Regions from separate parts of the Homo sapiens genome. Here region 1 is linked to region 2. A link is a loop called in an ENCODE intact Hi-C map of the cell type or tissue named here. Cell type or tissue: psoas muscle. All regions are shown on one strand.

What was found. Peaks named below come from ENCODE experiments on the same cell type or tissue, not always from the same donor. Only the 100,000 strongest peaks of a DNase experiment are listed, where the experiment ranks them.
Region 1: a loop joins it to region 2, with 6 times the contacts of the local background. A loop is called at or near these places in 2 of 110 quality-filtered maps.

The regions. Positions count from the first base shown.
Region 1 is chr12:124,323,765-124,331,764 of GRCh38, forward strand. It overlaps NCOR2 (nuclear receptor corepressor 2), which reads right to left. Exons shown (of 49, transcript NM_006312.6): 46 at 7,081-7,134; 47 at 3,645-3,869; 48 at 2,427-2,606; 49 at 651-1,819. The coding sequence ends at 1,638. Among named protein-coding and RNA genes, the nearest start is that of MIR6880, 9.5 kb to the right of the region's middle. In psoas muscle, no CTCF peak of the experiment used is centred here; DNase peaks (open chromatin) are centred at 1,469, 3,278, 3,757, 4,597 and 1 weaker place; H3K27ac peaks cover 3,638 bases.
Region 2 is chr12:124,396,722-124,404,721 of GRCh38, forward strand. It overlaps NCOR2 (nuclear receptor corepressor 2), which reads right to left. Exons shown (of 49, transcript NM_006312.6): 16 at 5,683-5,840; 17 at 3,780-3,952; 18 at 1,398-1,460. Among named protein-coding and RNA genes, the nearest start is that of MIR6880, 63 kb to the left of the region's middle. RefSeq lists enhancers at 2,466-2,965, 5,921-6,565, 6,566-7,209. In psoas muscle, CTCF peaks have their summits at 2,026 (motif pointing left) and 3,117; DNase peaks (open chromatin) are centred at 1,320, 2,320, 3,080, 7,590 and 1 weaker place; H3K27ac peaks cover 1,906 bases.

The sequences.
Region 1 (8,000 bases), 73 kb before region 2:
ACATCTGACACCCTCTCACCATGGTGTGACCACTTGACACCCTCACCACGGTGTGAACACCTGACACATGGGAATGAATACCTGGCACCCTCTCACCATGTGTGAACATCTGACACCCTCACTATGGTGTGAATACCTGACACCATGAGTGTGAACATGACACCCTCACCATGGTGTGAACACCTGACACCATGTGTGAACATCTGACACCCTCGCCATGGTGTGAATACCTAACACCATGAGTATGAACATCTGACACTCTTACCATGGGTGTGACTACTTGACACCCTCAGCATGGTGTGAATACCTGATACATGGGTGTGAATACCTGACACCCTCTCACCATGAGTGTGAACATGACACCCTGACCATCATGTGAATACCTGACACATGGGTGTGAACCCATGTGAACATCTGACACACTCTTACCATGGGTGTGAACACTTGAGACCTTCACCACAGATGTGACTATTTGATGTCCTCATGGTGATGTCCTTACCAAGGGTATAAATATTCAACTTGCAAAAGGATCCACTCCCTGGTGACTCAGGCGGATGTGGCCTTGGCCCTCCAGGGGTATACTCCCACTGTCCCCTAAACGCCTGCCCTATTGGCTGCCCAGTCTGAGGTAGAGAAGAAACCTTTGTAACTGGAGTATAATTCGCTTTTTAATTAGAACGACGTGTGTAAATGACAGAATACCACCACCCTGCGCAGATGGCGGCCACAGAATACGCATCGAATTCATTCTGCCCAAGGAAGGGAGGGAGGGAGGACACAGCGGGGCGTGAGCCAGCAGTCCCCGCCCCCTTGGTCCTGCGAGTGATGGGGTCACCGACTGTCGGCCTGCACACGCCTCTTGAACGGTAAGCAGAGATCAAAAGCACAGCAGCAGTAATACTGGGTAAGTCCTTCCTTGCGTAAAACATCTGAATTAATTCATTGAAGGTATCAAAAATATACCCTGTAAACCAACACATCATTTACATCTGCCTTTCCTTCCCACCGCTGCGGCAACGATGTGTGAAAAAAACAGTCCAGTCCTCGGAGCATCCGTTCCCCCCAGGCCGCACCTGGCCCTTTTGTCCGCCCACCTGGCCTGACTTGGTTTCCAGCAATCTCGTTGGCTGGGGCAGTCTGTGGGGACCGGAACGAGCGCACTGGGGGCTGGACAGGGCCTGCGTCCATCTGTCCAGAGCGCTAAGCGGGATGGGAGGCGGAGGGAGGGCGCGGGGGCTGCGAGCTCAGTTTAGACTTTGGTTCCAAATGCATTCGGGGGAGGCAGTGGCGTGGAGGTGCGTGGTCATCCTGCTTTGGGTCCCTGGCCGCCCTGGCCGCCTGCGTGTGGCTGCCACACGCCTGCCGTGCCCCCTCCCCGGCCCCTTCCCCTCCCTTCCCGAGCACCAGGTAAACATCCCCTGAGTAAGGTCTGCACAGGGCCAGCCCGGGGCGGGAGTCTTAGTTAAGGCTTTAGACAGGCAAGGATGCCGGCTCTGGACGGACAGATGGATGGAGGCGCAGGCGGACTCAGGGGCTCCTTCCTTGGTTGGGGGAGTCGGCAGCCGCCCTGCTCCTGCAGGGCCGTTCCTGTGGCTCGCTGGGACCTGACACCGCCCCCCCCCCCGCCCTGTTCTGAGTCACTCGCTGTCGGAGAGTGTCTCGTACTGCGAGCAGAGCAGTGGCTTGGGCTCCTCGTCCCAGGCGTGGTGGGGGCCAGCGAGGGGCCCGCTGCCCGCGGGGAGGCCCGGTGGGGGTGGGGAAGCCATGACACCCGCCTGCAGCCGCATGATCAGGGGGTTGTAGGGGAATGGCGTGGAACCTGCGGGAAGAAGCGAAAGATGCCCAGGAGGCCTCTGTGAGCCCGGCAGCCCCTGCTGGCCGCCTGCCCACCACACCGGGAACAGAGGCCTCAGCGTTTCTGTCCAACAGTCCTCCCAGACCTTTCTAATTGCGAACAGGTCTCAGAACCGTCTGCCTCTCTTCACCTGTTCTACTTCCGTCCCTGTTCACACCCTGCCGCTGTCTTTTGCCTGGACTATAGCAGTAGCCTATTCACCGTCCCTCTGGTCTATTCTCCCAGGGGCCTTCTGACCCTATGTTAGATGAGCATTTCCCTTCCGAAAGCCCTCCACGCCTCCTCACTACCCATCAAAGGAAGTCCAGGCTCCCCTGGATGGTCCACCAGGCCCATGTGATCTGGCCGGCCCCAACCACACCCTTTTCCTCTGCCTGTGCCCCTGGCAGAAGCATCCTGATGGTTCGTGAGCCAGGCTCAGCTGCCCAGGCCCCTGGACAGCGTTTCCACAGAACAGGCCCGAGTCTGAGCTCTGCATGCAGCAGGCGCTCAGCATTCAGTGCCCCGGCAGCATTCACAGCCCAGTGTTGGGGGCTCAGCGAGCCCAGCCCTGTCCCCACCTGGTGCCCACCTGCGGACGAGGGCCTGTCCTCCCACACGCGGTTGGTGAGCGGCGTCCGGCGGTTGCAGTCTCCCTCCGAGTGCACTGAGGAGACAGAGGGTGGCCGGTCCCCAGATGCCAGGCCCGGGGCCGGGGACTTGGCTTTTCGGCTGCTGGGTCTGCCAGAGACCTTGGCCTTCCCGCCGCCACCTGCAGGGGGACAAGATGGGAAGGGGCTGCGTTGGGCAGTGAAGACAGCACCGACGCTACGGTGGGGCCACAGGGGCAGGGTGAGGTCCTGCCATGGGCCCTCCAAAGAGGGAGGGAGAGCAGTAACGTGAACCCCTCCTCCCTGCTGCCCGCCCCAGCTGGGAAGCCAGGGTTGACCAGATGGCCAGCCATGAGCCTGGAGGGTGGAGATAGTTTCTGCTGGGCAGGGGGAGGTGGCTAAACTGTCTGCTGTTTGCAATAGCCCCCTGGGCTGTCCTGCAGCGACCCCAGCCCCAGGGGCTGGAACCCTAAGCATGAAGCTGGGCTTCCAGTTTGAGCGTGGCCCCAGGACCATGCTAAGGCTAGGCAGGATCCAGGCCCCGTGCAGAGAAGTCAGGACCCCTGAGGCCAGGCCTGACCCCCACAGAGGCTCCAGAAGCTTCTTGGGGCCTCAGTGTCCAGGTTGGACAACTGCAACTCTCTCCTCAGCTCCCTGCCCCGATACAGAGGGTATTGATGGGGAACCAGGCTGACCCCTAAGGCTCCCTGACTCCCAGGGCTGAGACAGACCCTGGGCTCCTCCCCACCAGGCTAAGGGGCAGCTGAGGACACATAGTGGGCCTGGCAGATGCTGAGCACAGGCCTGGCTGCCATTCCCCTGTCCACACAGTGTGGGTGGGGCTTCACTCCAGCCTGCTCTCCCCCAAGGAGACAGATGGGCCAAGAAGCCGGGTCCCCGCAGGGAGGAAGGCGGGAGGACTGGGGGGCGGACAGCAGTGTGAGTGTCCGAGGGAGGCGGCAGCGCTTCGGGCCTAGTGGGCAGGAGGGCCGGGGCTGGGGGGCAGAGGGTACAGACACTTGGGGGGTGTCAGCCCAGCTTCAGATTAGCAAACTCCAGAACGAGGTCAAACACGCACAAAAATAAAGTCACAAGCTCCAAAGCTCGAGGAGGGGGTTGTCAGAGGAGCGCGGAGGAGCGAGGATTAATCACACCGGGGGTGGGGACAGACGGGGGCGGGGCGGGGGTGGCCTGCAGACCTGGCGAGGTGAGTGTGTGGTCACTCCGTCCGTCAGCAGCGGTTATGGGCATAGCAGCGGGCAGGCTGGCACTGGCATTCAGAGGGTTAAAAGCATTGGCGCTGAGCGGCGGGGACTCTTCCCACTGGTCATATTTACCCATGAGTGCCTTTCTAATTATGGCCTCCAGCCCCATGTTGGTGCTGGCATGTTCCTGCACCGCCTGGCTTCTATAGGTCATAAGGCCTGGGAGAGAGAGACAGACAGACAGACAGACACATGGGGGCCGGGGAGGGGGAGCCAGAGGGGCGACAGAGAGAGAGAAGGGAGAGAGAGAGGGAAGGAGGAGGAGGAGGAGGAGGAGAGAGAAATACACAGTGAGCACATTTCGGCAAAGCAACATATTTATTTCCCTATCCCTCCCCACCCTTTTTTTCCTGCTGGGTGGTGATAAAAGGGGAGAGGCTGGTTCCTTCTACCTGGGGCCCCGGAAGCTCTTGGGCACTGCCAGGGAGGTGGGGTAGGGGAGGTCAGATGCCCCCACCAGCCCCTATTCTCATTCCTATTCTGTCCTCTGGGAAATCACAAGCCCCGTCTGCACCTCCAATCCTAGCTGGGGCTGTTTTGTTTGTTTTTTTTTTAAATCTCAAGTGGCCTTAATGGAGAGGGTGGGAGATGGGAGGGCTACCCTGTTTGGGGAACAGGCTGCTAGAAAATTGGCTCAAGCCAGAGCTGGGGGCTGGCTGGGGGCTGGGGAAGGGACTGAGAGAGAGAAGGTGACCAGATGGTCCTCCCGCTGCCCCACCTCCACCTGTGTGATGGGACGTGCAGCCCCGTACCTCCCCACCAAGCTGGGCCTGCTCTCCTCCCTCTGCCTCTCCCCACCCAGGAGCCATGAGGAGAAAGAGGTGCAGAGACGGACGCTGAGGGCGGGGTCATAGCCATGCAGTTACGGTGCGTGCAGGGGACAGGGCAGAAGTAGACACAATCACGGGACCAGCCCTGGTCCGGCCCCAGCTGGCCCAGCTGCCCAGTCCCAAGGACAAAGTGGTCGAATCAACAAACCGGTCCCAAGAGGATGCTTCCAGAACACCTCCTGACAATCGGGGAAACCTCCTTTTCTGTTAACCACATTTCCTTTCCCTTTTTTCTTTCTTGTGAACCACGTGGAGGTGGGGGCCTTTGCACACCCCCCAGAGGTGCTGTCTTTTCAGAACTTTTGTTAAACCAGCCTTTGCTTTCAAAAGCCCCCAGTGAAGCCCCATTCCACCGTGCCCACCACGGGGCAAGTGTTTCATGGAGTTTTAAACTTCTGCTCCGAATGAATCATACGAATACAAAGTGGTCAAATCGTCTTTCCGACCACTCGCTCCTTTGTAAACCAAACCGAGGCTTCCATGAGGTTGCGGGTGATGCAGATGCTTTGAAAATCACGTTTCTGTAGCAACTGCTGGCTGCCTGCGTTTTCTTTTCCCTTTTGGTTTCAAATACGTTTGTAGCCAGGGATGCTCACACCTTTTCTGCTGTCTTGGCCACATTTCTGCAGCACTTTTGAAAAAACAGCCATGTGCATGAAGAAAAAGCAACATTTCCAACAAGGGTGAGTGCTGAAATCACAGCAGCGCGACTGGGCCTTCTACCCAAGGCCACGAGTCCGTGACCTGATGGAGCTGGCTCCAGGCTTAACGATCTCCATTTATAAAGGTGAAGTCTGACACAGGTTGAGTGGCAAAGACTGGAGCCTGGAAAATTTCTTCTTGTGGACTAAAACTGCATAAAAAGAAAAAATCAGGCTGGGCGTGACTGCTCACGCCTGTAATCCCAGCACTTTGGGAGGCCCAATGTGGGTGGATCATCTGACGTCAGGAGTTCGAGATCAGCCTGGCCAATATGATGAAACCCCGTCTCTACTAAAAATACAAAAATTAGCCAGGTGTAGTGGCGGGTGTCTGTAATCCCGCTACTTGGGAGGCTGAGGTGGAAGAACTGCTGAAACCCGGGAGGCAGAGGCTGCAGTGAGCCAAGATTGCACCACTGCACTCCAGCCTGGGCGACAGAGCAAGACTCTGTCAAACAAACAGACAAACAAACAAACACAAAAAACAAAAATCAGTCGAGGTGGGAGGATCCTCAGCTTGAGGACAGGAGTTCAAGACTAGCCTGGGTAACATATTGAGAGCCTGTCTCTACAAAAAAGATAAAAAATTACTCGGGTGCAGTGGCGCATGCCTGTAGTCCCAGCTGCTCAGGAGGCTGAGAGGTAGGAGGATCATCTAAGCCTGGGAGGCGGAGGCTGCAGTGAGCTGTGATTGCACCACTGCACTCTGGCCTAGGTGACAGAAAGACCGTGTCTTAAAAAGATAAATACAAAATATTTATATATAAGTGTTAGCATAAATCTTCACTGTACCATGCCATGAGTTTTTACACACAGATACACCTGTGTGTCTAGCACCTACTTCAAGATTTAGAACATCCCAGGAACATTCATTTCTAACCCTCTTGTTGTTTCGACCAAATTGTCTTCTTCCCGTTGCCTGAGGCTTGGCAATGCCCCCGGTGTCTAGTCACTGGGCAGGTGGAGGTGTCCTAGTTGGGACTCCCATTTGGAGGCCTCGCTGACCCCCTGATAATATCTGAACGACTATCCTTCGCTCACCATTCCCAGGGCTCAAGGCCCAGGAATGTTCCCCAGGGAAGATCAGCAAACCTCTCCGACCTCCATCCTGGCCTCAGCTTCCACCAAAGGACCAGAGGATAACCAGGCACCCACACAGAGGCAGCCGACCCCAAAACTGCCTCAGCCCCACTGGGCCAGGCCTGCCCATGCAGAGTGACCCCCAGAGGCCACACCCCAGACTCACCAAGGAAATACACAATGGGGCCCTCCTAGAGGATGGGGCTCCAACCTCAAGGGACCCCTAAGTCCAAAAGATCATAGAAGTCTTAAGTTTCAGCTTAAAAGTGCGTGTCAATTTTACACCTATCTCTGCCACACACCTGTATTTGATCTTGAAAGAAAAAGTAAGGCTTCCCAGTTCCCTGGCTGGATTTAAGGAATGAAGCTCTAGCTATAACAAACGCCCGAGTGAACTCGGAGGCTTGTGCTCTGAGCTCAGGCCCACCCCTCGTCCAGACATGTGCATCTCCAGCTGAGGCTGGCGAAGAAGCAAGGTGAGTTTCCAGCTGGTGAGGGTGCATCTGATACTTACTAACCACCCGAGGGGATCTTAACTCCAGAGATTCCCTGCACAGCGAGGATCCTGTCTACACAGGGAACAAGCCTCGCCTGCCTGTTGTGTGACTCTGAATCCTACTGTGCGGTTAGTTCATCCCAGAATGAGGGGGTACACCCAGACTAGCGAAGGCTCCTCGTCCCTTCATGACAGCTGGAGCAGGGGTGGGGAGGGAGCGGAGGGGACCAGGGCAGCCATATAGCAAGGGCTGGATGGGTTACCTGTTCCGGTGATGGCGGGCATATTGAAGATCTCCGTCCCAGGCTGGCTGATATCTGGAAGCGGGTGACAGAGTGGGTGAGGCCCCCAGGTCTCTGGGAATTACCTGCCCTACCAGTCCCGTGTGGTCCAGGCCAGGTGTGCTGGCATCACCTGGGGAAACTTGTGCATTGCAGGTTCTCATGCAGCAGGCCTGGGACAGGGCCAAGCGTCTGCATTTCTTTTTTTTTTTTTTTTTGAGATAGAGTCTCGCTCTGTTGCCCAGGCTGGAGTGCAGTTGTGCAATCTCGGCTCCCTGCAACCTCCGCCTCCCAGGTTCAAGTGATTCTCCTGCCTCAGCCTCCCGAGTAGCTGGGGTTACAGACATCCGCCACCACGCCTGGCTAATTTTTGTATTTTTAGTAGAGACGGGGTTTCACCATGTTGGTCAGGCTGGTCTCAAACTCCTGACCTCATATGATCCACCCGCCTTGACCTCCCAAAGTGCTGGGATTACAGGCGTAAGCCACCGCGCCTGGCCAAGGGCCTGCATTTCTAACCAGTACCCTGGGGATGCTGATGCTACGGTTCCCTGGACTGCACTTACAGGGCCCTGGAGTTACCAGCCTGGGTCAGAGATTTTTTTTTTTTTTAAGACAGTGTCTTGCTCTGTTGTCCAGGCTGGAGTGCAGTGGTGTGATCATAGCTCACTGCAGCCTTGACCTCCGAGGCTCAAGAAATCCTCCTATCTCAGCCTCCCCAGTAGCTTGGACTATAGGTGTGTGCCTGTTTTTAAAGTTTTTTGTAGAGATGGGGTCTTGCTATGTTGCACAGACTGGTCTCGAACTCCTGGCTTCAAGCAATCCTCCTGCCTCATCCTCCCAAAGTGCTGGGCCTATAGGCATGAGCCACCGTGCCCGGCAAGCCAGTGACTATCTGCAAG
Region 2 (8,000 bases):
AGGGTCCCGGGGTGAGGGCGGGGGCTGTGGGGGTCTTCTCAGGGCTGTGGGGACCCTCAGCACCCCCCACAACTACAGTGGAGGACGGGGCCGGGCCCAGGAGCCCCGTGATCCAGGCTGTTCTCAGATACACCTGCCCTTATGTGCCAAGAGCGTTTGCTATAAAGGGCCTTTGTTCCCTCCATAAGTCACGACCTGGAGCTTTCTGCACAAAGAAACCGCACGTCACAGACAGCCTCGACTCCAGCAGGGCCACGGGACCAAGCACGGGACAGGGACGGGGAGTGGGGGCCTGGGCCTGCTCCCAGCCCCACACACCAGCTCCGGAACCCGTGGCACTCCTTGGCCTCTGCTTCCTGGCTCCTTGCCCACAAACAGGGACATGGGCGGGGACAGGAGCAGGCCCCACCTCTTAGATAACCGAGAGTGAGCGTGCCGTGGGAGCCAGGTGCTGCCCCGGCCTCAGCAGTGCTGCCAGTGATGCGCCAGCTCCGACAGCCCCTGCCCCAGGCCAGGCACGGCCGAGGGAGGGAGGAGATTCGCTCCCACTCAGCCCACCATGGGCCCTCACACAGGGTTATCTGATTCCGCACAGCCAACCTAGACGACCCTCCCACTCAACAGACGGGCAAACCGAGGCCCAGAGGCAGGTCACTGTGCTGGGAAGTAAAGATCTTGGCCAGGAGACAGCACAGCTGAGAGGGGATCCGGCTTAGGAGGCACTGGACCCCAGCCCCCACGGTGCTGCACATCACAAGGCCATCTGCTCGGGATGGCTTCTGCTGCCAGCACCAATGCCTGCTGGCTCCCTGCCGTGTGAGCCACTCCCACGACTGTCCCCAACGGCCTGGGTGTCCCCATCCACTCCAGAACCCGTCACCCAGATTGGGGTGCTCAAACCTGAGACAGGTTTCCAAAGCCCCAGCACACTTGAGCCCAGGATAGGACCTTTGGGGCTCTAAGGGCTGGATGAACGCCCTGCAGGTCTCCCTGACCCCAGGACTCTACCGAGATGGCCGCCGGCAAGCTCTGACTGTCCCGAGATACCCAGGTGTGCTGCCACTGCTCTGTCCCCAAGGCCCAGAGGTGCTGGCCACAGAGGTCACCCAGAAGCCACTCGCTGACTACATGCACAGCACAAGCTGTGTCTCTCTGAGCTGCGCCCTCAAGTCACAAAGACAAGCCTGACAGCGCAGCTGCACAGACCCATTTTCTGGAAGGTAAAACTGAGGCTCCAGGGTGACAAACCTGAGAACAGCCCAGAACCAGAACCTCACCAGAGGCCTCACCACAGCCCCTGGCTCAAGGCCAAATGTGTCAACACCCTCCCCAGCACGTGAGCTTCAGGCGCCCTGGATGCAAACCAACAAGGCTTAAAGCCGCCACACACCCCTCACCTTTCTTGGCTGTTTCCATTTCTTCTTCTGTCCAGCGAGAACTCTCATTCAGCTCCATGGAGGCTGAAAAGAAGATGCCAGGTTATTGGCAGGAGCCGGGAGAGGAGGCACTTTGCCTTCTGCCCTTTTCTCTCCTTTGAGCCAGGGAGGGAGTAGACCAGGCCTTGACGGTGTCACCGCACGGCTCTGAACCCCGTGGGAAGGCCACATTTCAGACGCCCCTCCCCAGCCAGTACCCACCGTGGCACCTGACTCCCTGAGCCTTTATGCTGGGCTGGAGCTGTGCTGGGCAGTCCCACGTGCCGTTGGTCGGGGCCAACCTCCACACAAGCCGCTGAAGTCGGGGCACCTGCGATCACCCCATTTTATAGAAGGGGACACTGAAGCAGTCAAGGGCCTTGACCATGACTGCCTCTGCCTGCACTCTGTTGGGAAAGGGGTCACCTGGTGACGTGGCGACAGTGGGACACAAGCTTCAGGTGGGCCGGGACCTCATCTGACCGAGGACCCTCTCGGAGCCCAGCTCTTCTATTACTGTGGGGCTGTCCCATCACGGCAGGATGCTTAGCAACCCTGGACTCTGCACGCTGGACTCCAGCAACCCTACTCCAATTGTGACCATCAAAACTGTTCACAGACACTGCCTGGCGTCCCCTAGTGGGGGAGTAAAATCGCCCATGGCGGAGAAGCCCTGCTCCAGAGGGAATGTTCATACCCCCACTCATCCAGGACAAGGAGGGGCTTCTGGTGTTACTGGGAAGGGACACAACCTGGCCTTGGGGTTGGCTGGAGGTGGCTGCATCTCTGCAGTGGCACTATTTTTGGGTCTGTCTGCCGAGCTCCTCTGGATGTGAGCCCTGGCCCTTCCTTTCCAGTTGCTTAAGACCCATGAGTGGGGTGGGTGCGAGGGACGTCAGCTCCATGGACTCAGCACCTGGAACTGCGCCAGGGGGAGTATGTGTCCAACAGAGGCTGGCTGAGGAGTGGCGGAAGGTTCCAGCAGAAGAGGGGAGACGGCCCCCACCCCCATGGGCAGCCCCATCAGCCCCGACAGGCCAGAGCCACCCCAGCCTCCCCCATCTCTGCAGCCACAGCCTGGGCCTCTCTGGGACCTCATCGATGCTCCCATTCCTCCCCACAGGACTCCCAGAGGAAGCCTACAGAAGCCAGGGGTGCCAGGGGTGCTGAGGGTGCCCAGTGCCAGAAGAGACATGGAAGGCCTAGGAGTGTGTTTTCCACCCTGCGGCTGAGCCCCCAGCATCAGCCTTGGGTCCGAGAGGACTATCCCCAGAGATCAGGCAGGAAGAAAGCCCTTTCACCCTGGGCCTCCAAGTACACCGCCACCAAGAGGCAGCTGGAAAATATCTGCAGGAGCTGCATAGGCTCTGTGGCCAATGGGGCTGAGTTCTAACCCCAGCTACAATGAAATTTTTAGAGAGGGAACGTTTCCTCTCTGAGCTTCGAGTGGGCCATTTATGAAATAGGTCCAAACTACATCCCACGAGAAGAAGAGACAGGTGCATGACCCGGACCCCAGGGGACGGTGGGGGTCTGTGGGAGATGAAGCAGCATCTCCACCCTGAGAATGAGCCCTGGCAGGCGGGGCTTCGGCCTGAGCGCTTGGGCCCCTGGGTGGGTTCCCGCAGTGGCTGGAGGGCTGGACCCTAACAGCTAAACAAAGTAGAGACAACAGACGCACACCGCTGCCCCCTGCGGCGAATCTTGGGAACTGCCACTCACATCATCTCATTTTTTTCTACTTTCTGGGAGGGTAGTGAGGGATGAACACCCTTCTCAACAGAAGGGGAAACTGAGGCCCACGGAAGTGAAGGTACAAAACCAGATGCCTACCAGGGTAGAGGCTGGGTGGGGACAAGTAGAGCCCATGACATTCTAAGAAGGAGTGGTGGTTACTCGGCTCCCAACAACAGCCACCTCATGGGAACCTGGGCCAAGCGTGGCCAGATCTTCTGTTTTAAAAACGACAACCAAAAAATCCGGAACTGGTCACTGGGAATTTTTTGTGACATCTCCCTGCTCTGAAATCACTGTGGTTGAAGCCACTGAACTCTTCCTACACCCCAGGCACTGTTCTAGGTGCTTCTCACATAGCAAGTGACTACAACTGTCCCCCCACGTTAGAGGTAACCACCGATTCCTCCCACTGAGAACATGAGGACCCTGAGGCACAGAGAGGTTCAGGAATTCATGCTGGGCCACACAGCACATCCAGTAGGTAGCGCTGGGATTTGACTCCAACCATGACTTACACCAACCCCTTGGCTGTTGCCAATTAACTCAAATTGCACGAAACTTTCATATGAGCGCAACCCGCCGTGTCTCCAGCCCCTTCCCCACCCGCATCCCTGGCCCCCAGCTCACCCAGCTCGGCGCTCTGCTGGGGGGTGATGGCCTCCTCGCTGTTGGCCTCATTAGCCATTGAGCGGGTGATGCGGCCTTTGCGTCTTCCCTGGCTGTTGGCAGTTTTGCGGCCTTTGGAGGCCACAGCCTCCTTCTCGTCGTTGTCCTCCCCTGAGGTGTCGTCTGTCTTCTCCCTACAGGCCAGAGAGGGGAGATAGGATGGCTTCACCCGAGCCGGGAAATCAAACAGCCACTGGAGGAGACTGTTTCTTTAGCTGGATTTGCACTGGCTGCCAGCCATGGCACTAATCGGACGCTAGGAAAGAGGGGGAGAGGCCTGAGGTGAGGGTGGCCAGGGGCAAGTCTGCAGGGGCTCCATGTTCACCAGAAGTGGGAGTACAGCTGGCAGGACAACACCATGCTATTTCTCAAAAGGGAGTTGCGGCCAGGTGTGCTGGGTCACACCTGTAATCTCAGCACTTTGGGAGGCCGAAGTTGGAGGACTGCTTGAGCCCAGGAGTTTAAGACCAGCCTGGGCAACACAGCAAGACTCCATCTCTACAAAAGAAAAAGATCAGAAAATTAGCCAGGCGTGGTGGCATATGCTGATGGTCCCAGCTACTTGGGAAGCTAAGGTAGGGGGATCTCTTGAGCCTGGGAGGTCGAGGCTGCAGTGAGCCATGATTATACCACTGCACTCCAGCCTGGGTGACAGAACAAGACCCTGTCTCAAAAAAAAAAAAAAGAAAAAGAAAGGATGGGGGTGTAACCTGGGCTATCAACTTAATTCACCAATAAGGCCATGTGGACAGGTAGTTAATTGGCTGGCTATTTTATTCCCCAAATGGGAGGTACTGGGAGCTTTCCTGCAAGGCTACTTTCTTCTGGGCTGGTGGTTATCTGCAAGACCATTTTATGCACCAAATAGAGAGATACTGTCTGCAAGACTATTTGGTGAACTAAATGGGGGCGTGGGCTGGCAGCAATTTATAGGGCCATTTTATTCGCCACAGAGGAGCTATTTCCAGAGGGGCTCTATAAGAGGCAATACATTGGCCTTCAGTATTATCAAGGGCCGGGCATCATCTTAGACATTGGCAGGAGGAAACTCTCTTGCTGGTTTTATGCAGGCCTAGCCTGCAGGCCTAGCTGTGGTGTGTGGGGGTGCTCACAACCTCGATACCCGAGCTGGGGCTCTCGCAGAAGTGACTGGGGAGAGTTTTACTGCGGGAGGCTCAGATTGATCACCTCTGCCTTCCCATTCATCTTCCTGAAAGGCCCTTGCTGGAAGCGTCTGGGAGACGGGGTGAGGAAGCCAGATGTTCTCTGAAGCCAAATTCCTGAGCCCATTACAGGTACCTGGCGCTAAGTCGTGCCGCCCCCCTTTCTCCAGCTGGCTGCACTCCTGCAGCCCCTGGCAGGCACAGGAGGCTGTCACGGCCCCCGCGGTGAGGCTGTGCCTTGATCTGCAAGAACTCACACTGCCATCGATGATTCTAAAGGTGACAGCAGCCGCCTGCACACCTAGTCCTTCCAGGAGGGCCTCTGATCCCCCTTTCCCCCTTCCTGGCGCCTCAGGAGGAAAGAGCGGGAGGAAGCAGGGAGGCAGAGAGTTCCAAAGTCATTGCCTGGATTTATTAGCTCAGGAGTGGAGCTCAAATGAGCTATCAGTCTCTAAAGTCTCCAGAGGGTTGGAGAAAGAAAGCGAGGGCGGAGGAGAGGGGGGAGCCAGGGAGGAGGAGTAGGGCGATGGGTGGGCTTCCGGAAGGGGGGCTGTCAGGGGCAAACGAGCAGAAAGCCCTCCCCCCTGCTCACAGGCAATTGGTGGGCACCCCACCCGTCTCTACAAAGGGTCCCCCAGAACCGTGTGCCACCCGGGTTGGGTCAGCGGCCGGGCCCTGCAGGGGACAGCAGGCTGCCTTACTTGAGGAGGTCTTCCTTGTCGTTCTCCACCTCCGGCTTCTCCTCCTCCTTCTCCGCCTCCTTTTCCTTCTCCTTCTCATCTTTCTCCTCCTGGCTGCTGCGGGGCATGGGCTGCTGCTGCTGCTGCTGCTGCTGCTGCTGCTGCTGTTGTTGCTGCTGCTGTCAGACCCCGGGGGAGGGCAGAGGGGAGTGGGGAGGGAAGAAAACCGTGAACAGGTGAATCTCTGCACCTGGGCTCAGCCTGAGCTGGGGGAGGAGGAGGAAAACCCGTGGAGTCCACCCAGAAGAGGTCATAAACAACCGGGAAGCCAGGCCCCACTGGCATGAGATGGGGAGAGGCACGGCCTGGGGTCTTGCCGCCCTAGGGGCCTGGGGAGGCGGAGTCGGGGTGAGGGGCAGGAAGCATTGGTGTCAGAAGTGCTGGCTTCAATTCCTGCCCTTTCCACACAGTGGCTGTGTGAGCTTGGATGAGGGTCTTAACCTCTCTGTGCCGACTCCTTCGCCTTGACAATGGGGGTATTCAGCATGCCTGTGCCTCAGCTGAGGGCTGGGAGGTTGAAATGAGAGAATCCTCACCATGCTTACATCCGCATCTGGCCCGGATATTTAAGAGGGGCAGATGTGATCTGGGTTGAGAGAGGTGCCCTGGTGAGCCTCGGCAGGGGTGCCTGAGCATCTGGGAAGCTGGGGACACACCCCTGATGCCCCAGCCCTGCCCTGCCCCCGACAGAGCTCAGGCCACCTCTCTAAGCCTCGGTCTCCGAGTCTGTAAAACGGGGAGGTGGGGGGATGCCCCTGATTCCCCAGAGCCCAGGAAGGCCCCAGGCCTGCGTGGAGGTGGCTGCTCTGCTGCCTGGGCCTGGTCTCCCTCGCATGCCAGCACCCCAGGGGGACAGAACAAGCCCATTTTACAGAGCAGATCAGAGAGGCTGGGAGCCAAGCCAGCCTCCTTACTTGGGCCTCTTCCTGTCATCTGCCTCCCCGACCTGTCCCAGCCACTCTGGGCCTACCGCCCCTCCCCTCACCGAGATAGAGGAGGGAGTGTGAGCTCCTCCTGGCACCGCCTCCCGATTTCCTGTCATCCCGCCTGATTTCTTTTAAAGCACACACTGATTTTCTTGGACACCCCAAGGTCCTCCCTGCAGGCAGCTGCCAAACCAGACCATCTTTCCATCCCTCTGAGCCAAGCGAAATAAAAATAAACCCCAAAGCCTTTTAATGTGTACCAGGGGCACAGTCACGGCAATGTTTCAAACCAGGGAGCAAGAACTCCAAGCAGATGGAAGAGGAGGGATCGGGGAGGTGAGAGAGACTCCCTTCTCTTGCCTTTCCTTCCTGCCAGGAACAGGTGCCTGACCCGCACACAACGCTCTCTCCAGCCTCTTTTCATTTAGGATGGGGCAGAAAAACAGAGCAAGTGTCTGACTGCTGCAGGCAACCGTGGGCTCCCTGAGGCTGCTGCCAGGTCCAGGGCAGAGCCTCGGGCCTGCATCTGCCTCTTTTCCCCAGGAATCCCTTGCCACCATGTTCTGTAAGAGGAGCCAGGAAGGGGCAGAGTTGCCCGACCTGGAACAGACCCCCCGGCCCCCAGGTTGCTGCTGATTCCCCAACAGGTGCCCGGCATCCTGGGATCAACCTGTTCTCCCTCTCCTGACCTCGAACCCTCAAACGTAACGTTTAAACAGCCGGCAGGTGAAGCCTCTTTTGGAGGTGGAAGCTGGGGCAGGGAGGGTTTTTTTGGCTTGTTCCTACACAGTATCCTTTCTGTCCACATTTGCCCGATGTGGGCAGAGGTAGGGACCCGGGGAGGGAGGAGTGATGTGGCTGGCTGGGGAGAGAGCCTTGGCCCCTGGGCTGCCCGGCATGGATGCCGTCTCCCCGGGTCAGATGTCCCTGGCAACAGCCCAGGGCCAGAGTCTGGGCAGGGCCGGGGCTTTTGAATCACACGGGCTTGGTGTCTCCTGAGACCACATTCAGCTACGTCTGTGCCAAGAAGTCCCCACCTGGGCTGTGGCGTCCCTCCCGATGGGAGCAGCAGCCACGGAGCCTCCTTCCCAGAGCATCTGCCCATCAGCCCCTGCACCTAGGCTGGTGGGGGCTCCATGACCCCCTGGGGCCTCACCCATGGACCAACGAATCAGGCTAATGTCTGCTCCGGCATGGCCAGTAAATGCAGCTCCACACCCATCAGGCCGCAGGCAGGGGCCAGTTGGGAGAGGGATGCATCTGGGCCAGGCCCTGAGCTACGAGCCTTCCCCACCGCAGCTCTCCTCCAAGTCCTCAGAAAAGCCCCAAGGAAGAAGAGGCTGGTACAGAGGA